Linked DNA regions of Mus musculus: region 2 is linked to region 1. Evidence: chromatin loops called from intact Hi-C (ENCODE). Cell type or tissue: left cerebral cortex. All regions are shown on one strand. Each heading gives the region's core, and the rest is flanking DNA. Links, peaks and the distances in the headings are about the cores only.

Region 1 (5,373 bases), core at 52-5,051:
ACTGACAGAATTGTTATCCACGGTCTAAAAGAAACACAGTCTCAGCTCACAGATAACTAAAAGAAAATATCAGCTACCAATCTTCTTAAACATGTTAAAATGCTAAACATATGAAGCCATAGTCTGGACTGTAAAAACTTTGCCTAGCAACAGGCAGGTACCTAAAAGCACAGAGCACGGGAGAGGCGTACATTGGGAAACTACTGAAGGCTCATTAGTAGCCCTGGAGGTTCATTTCCAGAATCAGGGTTGACCACAAAGCCCCACTACCACATGCTTGGTCTAAGAAGCAGAAATTTCACTTCTCTGGCTGTGAAATGTCCTCAACCTGAATAAAGACTCACATCAACCCAGCCTGAGGTAAGGCACTCAGGATGTGACAATATTTATTGAAAAGGTCACAACGCCATGCACACAGGCACACAGTAACAGAGACCACAGATCACTTTGGTCCCTCATGGTGCTGAAACCCATGAATATCCACCTTGATTCAAAGTCACATATACATACACTCCCCTCAGGGAGTTCCTTTGGAAAGCATGCATCATGATTTTGAAAGCAATAGAGACCTCTGAGATGTGACAGTGAGATTGTTCCGGAAGTTAAAGCTGGCACCGAGCTCTCCTAGCACATGGCAGGGCATCCTGTGCCAGCACCCCTGGGAGCTAAGTGCAGGTGGCCCTGCTTTACCATACTCAGCAGAGCACAGTCAACAGACACTATTTCATGAGCTAATTTGAAATAACTCTGAAAATAACTCTATGAAAGAAAAATTAAAATTTACTACAGGTCTAAAGTAAAATGTTAGTTAACAAAGTAACATTTATTTTACTTTTAAAAAAAAAAGCAGAAAAATTTTTGTTTGAACAGACAGTACCTAGTTTTTGAAGTATGGAAACCTGATGTATAACTACAGAGTGTTTACCTTGTAATCTGAGGTTAGATAGTTATGGTCTAAACACCAGGGAAACGGCCTACCTTTCATAATATATTCATTTTCTGAAGAGCCAGGAAGTGTGAGAGCTTTGAAAAGGTTTGTTAGCAGAATCTCAACAAACGGTGCGATTTCTGCAGCTGTAAAACTATAGACGAGAAAACAGCTTTCAGTCACTACGAACTCTCAGCCTTTCACTGTGGAGTGCCCTGGGCAAACACTACATCACACTTCTTGGCACAAAATGAGCCATCTCTCACCACTGACAATTGTGGGCACATCTAGGAAGTAACTGCTTACATGCGCTCATGTTCAGTTCCTAATGACACAACGGGGTCAAGCATAACTGAACAAACACACCAGTGAGCTCAGTGGCCTCTTGCTCCTGTCTACAACCACAGAGAACAGCGCCCACAATCAGAAGGGTTTCAGCCACCTTCTTTTCTTGAAGGTACAGCAAATGACCTCTGCATTCACACCTGGGCCTGAAGGCGCCTCTCAGGATGTCCTTTCATCCTGTGTGGCCACTGAGAGCGTTTGTGCTCAAGGCTGGGTGAAGATCAGAGCCCAAGACTGTGTTCCATGTCTTACCTAGCACTTGGTGTCAAGACTTAACACTGAAAAACGGTCTGACAGTCATGCAGAACCCTCCTGTGCATTTCATCTGGCATCAGACACAAGAGCTACTTTCCTGACACCCAAAGAATGAGTTATTCAACTGAAGTGTATCTCAGAGCTGAGAACAAGAGAGCTATGCGCAGCAGCAGTTGGGAGACACTGCAGACACATGCGGCCACACAGTGTCTGACGAAGCCCTTTGCTTTACTCTCAATAAATACTCAAGTCTCCATGTTTCCCTCTCTCCTGACTGCTGACAAGACTTCAAATAAAGCTAGCAGGCTTGTCATTATATGAGGCCTCCTGACATACATTTGTTTGTTTTCAACAACCTCACAATTGTTATTTTACTCTGCTCTAATTCATTAATAGAATGACTCTATTTAGTGAATTGCCTTACATCCTTTTGGAAAGAGAAGTTAAATGAATAAAAATTACACATATAAGTTTTTCTAAATACTAATGACATTAGGAAAACACCCTGAGACATCTCACACCAGTAAGGTATACCCCTCTGCCTTAAGCTAAAAAGTACAGGAAACACTCAGAAATCAAATACTTACAGAGTGGTATTGTTTGACCCTCTCATAGTGAACAGCCTTTCGAGAGCATGTGCGGCATAAGTGTGGACGACAATACTCTCAGCCTCCAGGTGACTGATCAAGAGGGGAATAGAGACTAGGAGGTGCTCTTTTGGTACCTGAAAAACATTACCATATCTTCTAAATCCAATGTTACTTTTTAGAAAAAGAAATGGAAAACCACTGCGTTGACATTAATAACCAGGCCCACAGCTCCCCCCTGCTGTGCTGTGACAGGCTGTATTGTTGATAGAGTGAGGTCTGCACGGCTGTGTTCCCAAGCACGGTTTATTAGGAAGTATTTACTCATGTGTATGAGTGTGTGCTCTGTGCATTCAGGGCCTGCGGTCAGATCCTCTGGAGCTGGAGTAGAGACAGGTATGAGCCCCTTCTCTAGCCATTAACTCCACTGTCGCCCCCCATTCTTTTCTGAACTCCTGGCATGATGAAGGCAGAATCTTAAAACAAGTAAGCACACCAAAATATTGAAAAACAGCTTTCTACAATTTTAAGAACCATACTTTAAAATAATTCAAAGTTATTTTACATATGGTAGTTCAAATTGTGTTTGAGCACGTGGAGGAGAGCTCACACCTTGCAGGAGGCACCGCTCTTCTATGTGGATTTTCAAAACTGAATTCTGGTTCCCAGCCTTGGCCACAGATGCCTTTACCAGCTGAGTCATCCTGCTGGAGCCACACTGGAAGTATTTAACTAGGTTATCGCCAAGGGTGTGAATACCCAGAGAGGGACTGGAAAGACGGCTCGGAGGTTAAGACACTGATCTTTCGGAGGACCCAGGTCCAATCTCCAGCAAACACATGGTGGCTCACAACCATCTGTAACACCAGTACCAGGGAATCTGATGCCCCCTGATGACAGGCAAGGGCACCAGGCACACATGTGGACTACATGTGCATTGTAAGCAAAACTCTCACACACATAACAAACTTAAAACATCCTTGTACTTCCAAGTTAGGATAAATTAAGGAAGTAAGTATAAATAGAACATCACTAATGTTACATTAAGAGGAGTATAGCGGTGCATATTTTTAATTCCTGGAAGGAGTATCTGAAATGTTAGGCCGACCTGGTCTCATAGTGAGTCCCAAGCCAGTCTAGGCAAACTGTAGGACACTGTTGTGAAGACAATGCAAAGCCCAAATCAAAAGAAAGAATTATCCTACAGTGATTTATTTCCTTTTCAATTTTCCCCCAGAAGAACCAGTAACACTTCATTGGTGATAACCCTGGGGCCATTTGGTGGTCTAGTCTAAGTTGCGGTTTTCCTTTGAGACAGGACATCCTCAAGTGGCCTTGCTTACGGAGGCCACCCTGCTTTTGCCTCTCAGACTCCCGAATCCCGGGAGTACATGTATAGGCAGCCATAGCCGGCTGCAGACAGTGGTCTTTAAATTTCCACCTTTCACAGGGGCTAGCCAGGTCTAGGCAGGAAATGTAGAAGATGAATCTGGAACATCTTATCATTTGAGAAAAACTAGCAATGACTTTAGACTCTATATAAAGTAGACACAGAAGCAATATGCCAGAGGCCTGTTAGCCAAAAATAGGCAGCTAAACCATCCTAAAGCCTGTATGAGTAAGATAACTACAAGAATGTTTTCTATAGAAACTGACAACTATATTATCTCCTGACAACATTGTAGCAATGTTAAAATACAGTAAAAATCATGAGGTGTGTATTTTGTAAGTAAACCTAAGAATATGCAAAATATTAAAATGTTATAAAAAGAAGAGATGATGGTGAGCTTTTCTTTTTTTCTTTTTTTTTTTTTGGTTTTTCGAGACAGGGTTTCTCTGTGTAGCTCTGGCTGTCCTGAACTCACTCTGTAGACCAGGCTGGCCTTGAACTCAGAAATCCACCTGCCTCTGCCTCCCAAGTGCTGGGATTAAAGGCGTGCACCACCACGCCCGGCGACCATGCTATTTCTAAAAGTGGACAGCTGTCATTGAGTGCTTGGATAATAACACAAATAATAATAGAAAACATAAGTAATATGACAAAGTATATCCATGATGCATTTTTCCTCTCTTGGGAGAAATCAAGTGGTCAGCTCCAACAAGATGGAAATACAGATGCTTGCGGCCATGCCTGATGTTCGCTCCGCCCACATGTCAGGAGAGGACCACTCCAGCCATTTGTCTTCTGACCTCTGTACTTATGCTGTGGCATACCCATTTATCCCATATACATGTATTAATTCAAGCTAGACTAGAGGATCAAGACACTACCGTGAGGATACACTGAGCCAGAAGCAGTGTGCAATGCCGCACTTTTTTAATGAACTGTCCTAACTGTAAGGCGAGCAGAGCTCACTCCAGTATGAAGAAGAACACACCAGACAGGTGAACTAAAGCAACCTGTGGAGAGTTCGGATCAGTCTTTAATATAACTAGGGAAGAACACAAGATACAAAGAGGACTACATGGATCAACACATCAGGATGATTCCCTAGCATGTTTGAGTCCATGGGTTCAGTTCCCAGGACAAGGGAAAAAAAGATAACTAAGGGAAATGAAGCGTCACCTGGAATCCCAGGTTACTAAGGAAGGTTTTTGGCTAGATGTAGATATACAATATTGATTGCACAGTAGACTTAAGAAGCTGCTACACAAAACAAACTCAAGGTGGGGACAGGGGGAAAGCACTACTTACTTGATTCCTAAAAATCATAATATATTTGATACCATCAGCTTTAAGCACAGGAAACTCATTCACTGAAAAAAAACAAAAAAACAAAAAACAAAAACCACAATTACTTAAGATCTGAAGATTACTGACAAATCAGACATCGGAGCTTAAACAAGCTACTCCTGGTCAGGTGACCAGAGTTAACTGATGTGCATGAATGTCAATGTCCCAACAATTAAGCTGTCTAAACTCAATTCACTCAGCTGCCATTTGCTTTCAATTCGTCTTGTGAAAGGAAAGCAAGTTAGTGATGGTAAAATACTGGCCAGCTAATACTAATTATAAAGCCAGCGAATGACACAGAAGCTCATTACAATACTGCTGACCCTTGTGTGCAGTTAAAGGGACGCTCCATCATGTCTGGCTACATACGAACCTACAAAAATTGTTAAAACAATTATTTCACTTTATATCAGCCTGCTCACAAAATTGAAAAGTGCCTTACCAATCTCACATCCTTTCAAACTACATTTGATTTCCTTGTTTTTGGAAACAGAATCTCATCTATGTCCATGTGGCCTGGAACT
Region 2 (5,373 bases), core at 238-5,237, 110 kb before region 1:
CTCTGAACATAAGGTTTAAGGGTTAGATTTTCTATGCTTGGGTTAGAACTCAGGACATCATACAAACTAAGCAAGAACCTACTCTTGAGATTTACCCTCAGGAAAGAATTTTATATCATCCTTTTTTTCCCCCTTAAAGATTTATTTATTTACTATGTACATAGTGTTCTGCCTACGTAAATTCCTGCACACCAGAAGAGGGCACCAGATCTCATAGATGGTTGTGAGCCACCATGTGGTTGCTGGGACTTGAACTCAGGATGTCTGGAAGAGCAGCCAGTGCTGTTAACCTCTGAGCCATCTCTCCAGCCCAGGAAAGAATTTTAAATCCTTTGAAGAGACACTGTCTTCATTCTGGTTGCCACAGAATTCTCATGACTGACAATTCTTCCTTCACAGGATGCTGACTGGGTCTGTGTGCAGCCCTCGAAGCACTCCATGATTCTTGAATGGCTGGGGCTTGGTGTGGGCTCCTTCACTCAGAGTGCATCTCCAGCAGGACCTGAGAACACAGGTAGGAGGGTCATGTGACCCAAGACACCGTCAGCTGGAGTATAGTAAAAGCCAGAACGACCTGACTCAGAATGCAGGGTCCATACATGACAATCTGCGTCAGATAGCAGAGGACTTAACAGGACAGCAAGGCCCAGACTGATGGGCACAATTTGGAGAGTACTGTTGTTGAGTACACACAAGGGAAATGCTTGTTAGAAACTAGAGAGTCACAGCTGAGTGCTTGCCTGGCATATATAAAGCTGTAGGTGGTTCCATCCTTGGCACCCTGAAACCAGGCATGCTGGCACATGCCGATAAGCCCAGGATTCAGAGGTACAGGCAGGCGGATCACAAATTCAAGGTCATCCTTACCTACATAATAAGTTAAAGTCAGGGGTGATGACATATATATTTTTTGTTTTGTTTTGTTGGAGTTTTTTGTTTTTTGGTTTTTTATTTTTTTTGGTTTTTCGAGACAGGGTTTCTCTGTATAGCCCTGGCTGTCCTGGAACTCACTTTGTAGACCAGGCTGGCCTTGAACTCAGAAATCTACCTGCCTCTGCCTCCCAAGTACTGGGATTAAAGGCGTGTGTCACCATGCCCAGCAACATATATTTTTAATTCCAGTACTAGGTAGTCACAGGCAGAAGGACTTCTGTGTGTTCAGAGCCATCCTGGTCTACATAGTAAGTTCCAGGACAGCTGTTGAGAGGCCCAGTCTCAAAAAAAGAAAGGAAAAAGAAAGAAAAGAAAACTAACCGACTCTATTACAACTTCAAAGCCAGCTTGGGCAGTGTAAGAACTTGTCTCAAAACACACACACACAAATATGCACATACACACATATGTACTGATAATAATAAAAATAAATTTCAAAGAAACCAGAGATGCCAGGCAGTGGTGGTGCACACCTTGAGTTCCAGCACTCAGGAGGCAGAGGCAGGAGGATCTTTAAGAGTTCAAAGCCAACCTGGTCTACAGAGTGAGTTCCAGGACAGCACAGAGAATCCCTGCCTCAAGAAAAAAAGAAAAAAAAAAAAAGAAAAGAAAAGGAAACCAGGGGACTTAATATGTGGTTATGCACAGTTATAACCCCAGCCTCAGGAGTCAGAGGCTAGCCTGAGCCACACTACAAACAAGTTATAATCCCAGCCTCAGGAGTCAGAGGCTAGCCTGAGCCACACAACAAACAAGTTATAATCCCAGCCTCAGGAGTCAGAGGCTAGCCTGAGCCACACTACAAACAAGTTATAATCCCAGCCTCAGGAGTCAGAGGCTAGCCTGAGCCACACTACAAACAAGTTATAACCCCAGCCTCAGGAGTCAGAGGCTAGCCTGAGCCACACAACAAACAAGTTATAATCCCAGCCTCAGGAGTCAGAGGCTAGCCTGAGCCACACAACAAACAAGTTATAATCCCAGCCTCAGGAGTCAGAGGCTAGCCTGAGCCACACAACAAACAAGTTATAACCCCAGCCTCAGGAGTCAGAGGCTAGCCTGAGCCACACAACAAACAAGTTATAACCCCAGCCTCAGGAGTCAGAGGCTAGCCTGAGCCACACAACAAACAAGTTATAATCCCAGCCTCAGAAGTCAGAGGCTAGCCTGAGCCACACAACAAACAAGTTATAATCCCAGCCTCAGAAGTCAGAGGCTAGCCTGAGCCACACGACAAACAAGAACAAAAAAAAAACAACAGAAAACCCAGCACAGAGTGGGAGAGCACAGAGATGACTTAGCAGTTAAGATCATGGGCTACTCGTGTAGAGGGTTCAGCTCTCAGCACCCACATCGCAGCTCACAACTGTCTAGCCCTGGGGAATCCTATACCAACATCAGGCATGCCTGTGGTGCACAGACATACATGGAAGCAATACACATTAAAAAATAAAAAATAGGGCTGGAGAGATGGCTCAGCGGTTAATAGCACTGACTACTCTTCCAGAGGTCCTGAGTTCAACCGCATGGTGGCTCACAACCATCTGTTAATGAGACCCAGTGCCCTCTTCTGGTGTATCTAAAAACAGCTACAGTGTACTAATATACATTAAATAACTAAACATTTTAAGTAAATAAAAAGTAAATTTCACACTTACATTGTATTTATAATTACCCTCATTTTTATAATTGATACAGTGAAAACTTTCTTAAAAGGCATTTTTGGATAGCTGGGTGGTAGTGGCCCACACTTTTAGTCCCAGCATTCTTGAGAAGCAGAGGTAGGCAGATTTCTGTGAGTTCAAGGGCCAGCCTAGTCTATACAATGAATTTTAAGATAGACAAGGCTATAAAGAAAAATCCTGACTCAAAAAAGAAAACAAAACCGAAACTTTTCCGAGTGGGCCTGGCAATGCACACCTTTACCTTCGAGCATTCGGGACACAGAGGCAGGCAGGTGTCAGACAGGCTGAGACTGGGCTACGCAGTCTACGTAGTGCATTCTAGGATTTTGCAGTGACACTCTTTCTCTGCAACCTCTCCCAAAAGAGCCTTCTTCTACATAATTTTTAAAACTTGATAAAATGTAGCAAATGCACTACAGGTAACTTTAGGTCTCTGTCCCTGGTATTCGTCCCTTCCCTTCCCTTCCCAGGACTGCTTAGCGCCATGAGCCTGTCCTGTGTGAGCTCTCACAGGTATCCTTTTCCTACCTGCTTCCTCTCTTAGCCCAGGCAGAGGGGGAAGAGGAGGAGGAAGGGGAAGAGGAGGGTTCCCTAATCGAGATTGCGGAAGAAGCCGACCTGATCCAAGCGGACAGAGTGATTGAAGAGGAGGAGGTGGTGAGACCTCGAAGAAGAAAGAAGGAAGAGAACGGAACCGACCAGGAGCTGGCTAAAATGCTGTTGGCCATGAGACTGGACCAGGAAGTGCCTGGGACTACAGCTGGACCAGAACAAGCTACAGAAGAGTGGGAGGTAAACCAGCTTCCTTGCCTGAAAGAGAGGACTTAGTCTTCCCAGGCAGACTTGGAGTGGGCTCTGCTGGAACAGGCCCTGGCGATGTTCAGGCCCAGTTTGGCCAACGCTGTTATTACTGTTACATCATCACTTCATCCACAGCTGGCTGACATAACCTGAGGGTAGAAAAGCTATGGTCTACAGAGTGAGTTCCAGGATAGCCAGGGCTACACAGAAAAACCCTGTTACAAAAAAAAAAAAAAAAAAAAAAAAAAGCTATGGTCGGTCAGAGGGGCCCTGGCAGGATCGAGCAACTTAGATGGTGTCACATCACAGTATGGTGCTTTGTCATCTCACACACCTTGTCAGCCTTGGGGTCTGTGAGCAGCCAGTGCAGATAACCGAGGACCTCATCCTTAGTCGCCCTGGAATCCAGCTCTTATCTCTGAGCCACGGTGGTGTGGTGCTGTGGCTTAGGTCTCCGATAGGCTTCCCAGTGCTTGTGAAGCACTTACTCTGTGCTAGCATGTGAACAGGAGACCTGCTACTCCACATACCAACCCGTAACCCTGACTGAGAATGAAGGCCTCTTAAGGACAACATGGCTGCAGTAATTTTCACCTTAGCGTCTGTCTGTGCCTTACTGGCTCAGGTTAGTAGTATTGTGTGGGGCAGAGGAATAAGCCCAGTTCTTAAAACTGTGTTGGGCTTCTCTCTGCTGTGTCACTTGGGATTGGGCCCTTTAGTGTGGTGACATCAGTTCACATGCCAGTCCTCATAAAATCTTGTAGCTTCATTCAGCGACAGATCCAGAAGGGATAAGATATTGTGTGCAAGGACCATTGTAGCTGGCCTATGACAGACCCTGTATCAAACGCCAGCTCCTAGGCAGTGACCCAGAGAGCAAGAGCCCGCGAGGCTCTACTTTGAGGATACATACCTACTGTAGAAAGAGGAGGAAATGGTTGTCAAAGCGAGTCCAGGCAGGAGTAGCAGGGAAAGGGGAAGCTAGAGACATGGCCCAAACACAGTCAGAAAATGTCACGATGACATCTGAGACATTGTGGCCAGTGGTCAGCCATTGCTGGCCAGGTGAGGTCCTTCCCAGGGCTCTTCACACTGCCAAGCCTGCAGCAAGCACCCTAGGTCACATCACTTGAGAAGAGTCAGGACAGATTTGGGGCCCAGGCAGGTCTCTGGAACTTTGTGTAACTACTCGTGATGGAGTAGCTGTTGAGAGAGTGAAACAGAGCTCACTAGGTAGCCATCCCTTTGTCCTGTGCTGGGGCCTCTGCTCACCGTCTTTCTTGGGGTTTACATCTGTAGACTCAGCGTGGCCAGAAAAAGAAGATGAAGAGGAGAGTGAAGGTGGAGCTTCGCAAACTGAATACCATGACCAAGGCCGAGGCCAATGGGATCCAGGACGTCTGGCAGCTGGACCTGAGCTCCCGCTGGCAGCTCTATAGGTATGGGTGTGGTGCCCAAACCTAGCCGGTCCCTGTGATTTCCCATGGAATTCTGTCTGGTCCCTAGGATGGGTCAGATTGGGCAGGACCTCCTACGGCTCAAATGAGGAGGACATTGGAGGCTTGCACAGCAGAGTGTCTGTGTGCTCTGTCTTCGCTTCCCTCCCTGCACAGCTTTTATGGGGCATTTTCAGCCTGGGTTTCTGTAATCTTGGGCCTCATTCTCCCTGTCTGGCCTGTAAACTCTGGAGCGCTTTAGGGCTCACTTGAGGAACTGGCACATCATTCACTCAAAGAGCACTTACTAAAGAAAGGCTTCCTTTCCTGGTTCTTCATTCTCCAGGCTGTGGCTGCAGATGTACCAAGCCGACACTCGCCGGAGGATCCTCAGCTATGAACGCCAGTACCGCACATGGGCAGAAAGAATGGCCGAGCTGAGACTCCAGGAAGACCTTCACATCCTCAAAGATGCCGAAGTTGTGGGCATGACAACCACAGGTAAGAAGGTGGGTGGG

The links. Peaks named below come from ENCODE experiments on the same cell type or tissue, not always from the same donor. Only the 100,000 strongest peaks of a DNase experiment are listed, where the experiment ranks them.
Region 2: it touches region 1 in a loop (2.7-fold over the local background); 2 of 42 quality-filtered maps call a loop at or near these places.

Annotation. Positions count from the first base shown.
Region 1 is chr2:166,931,632-166,937,004 of GRCm38, reverse strand. It overlaps Cse1l (chromosome segregation 1-like (S. cerevisiae)), which reads right to left. Exons shown (of 25, transcript NM_023565.3): 14 at 4,811-4,872; 15 at 2,116-2,252; 16 at 979-1,082. Among named protein-coding and RNA genes, the nearest start is that of Gm31204, 27 kb to the right of the region's middle. In left cerebral cortex, for the core only: no CTCF peak of the experiment used is centred there; a DNase peak (open chromatin) is centred at 2,813.
Region 2 is chr2:167,042,033-167,047,405 of GRCm38, reverse strand. Znfx1 (zinc finger, NFX1-type containing 1) reads left to right here. Exons shown (of 14, transcript NM_001033196.2): 7 at 400-514; 8 at 3,163-3,410; 9 at 4,719-4,858; 10 at 5,202-5,356. Among named protein-coding and RNA genes, the nearest start is that of Zfas1, 18 kb to the left of the region's middle. In left cerebral cortex, for the core only: a CTCF peak has its summit at 2,486 (motif pointing left); no DNase peak of the experiment used is centred there.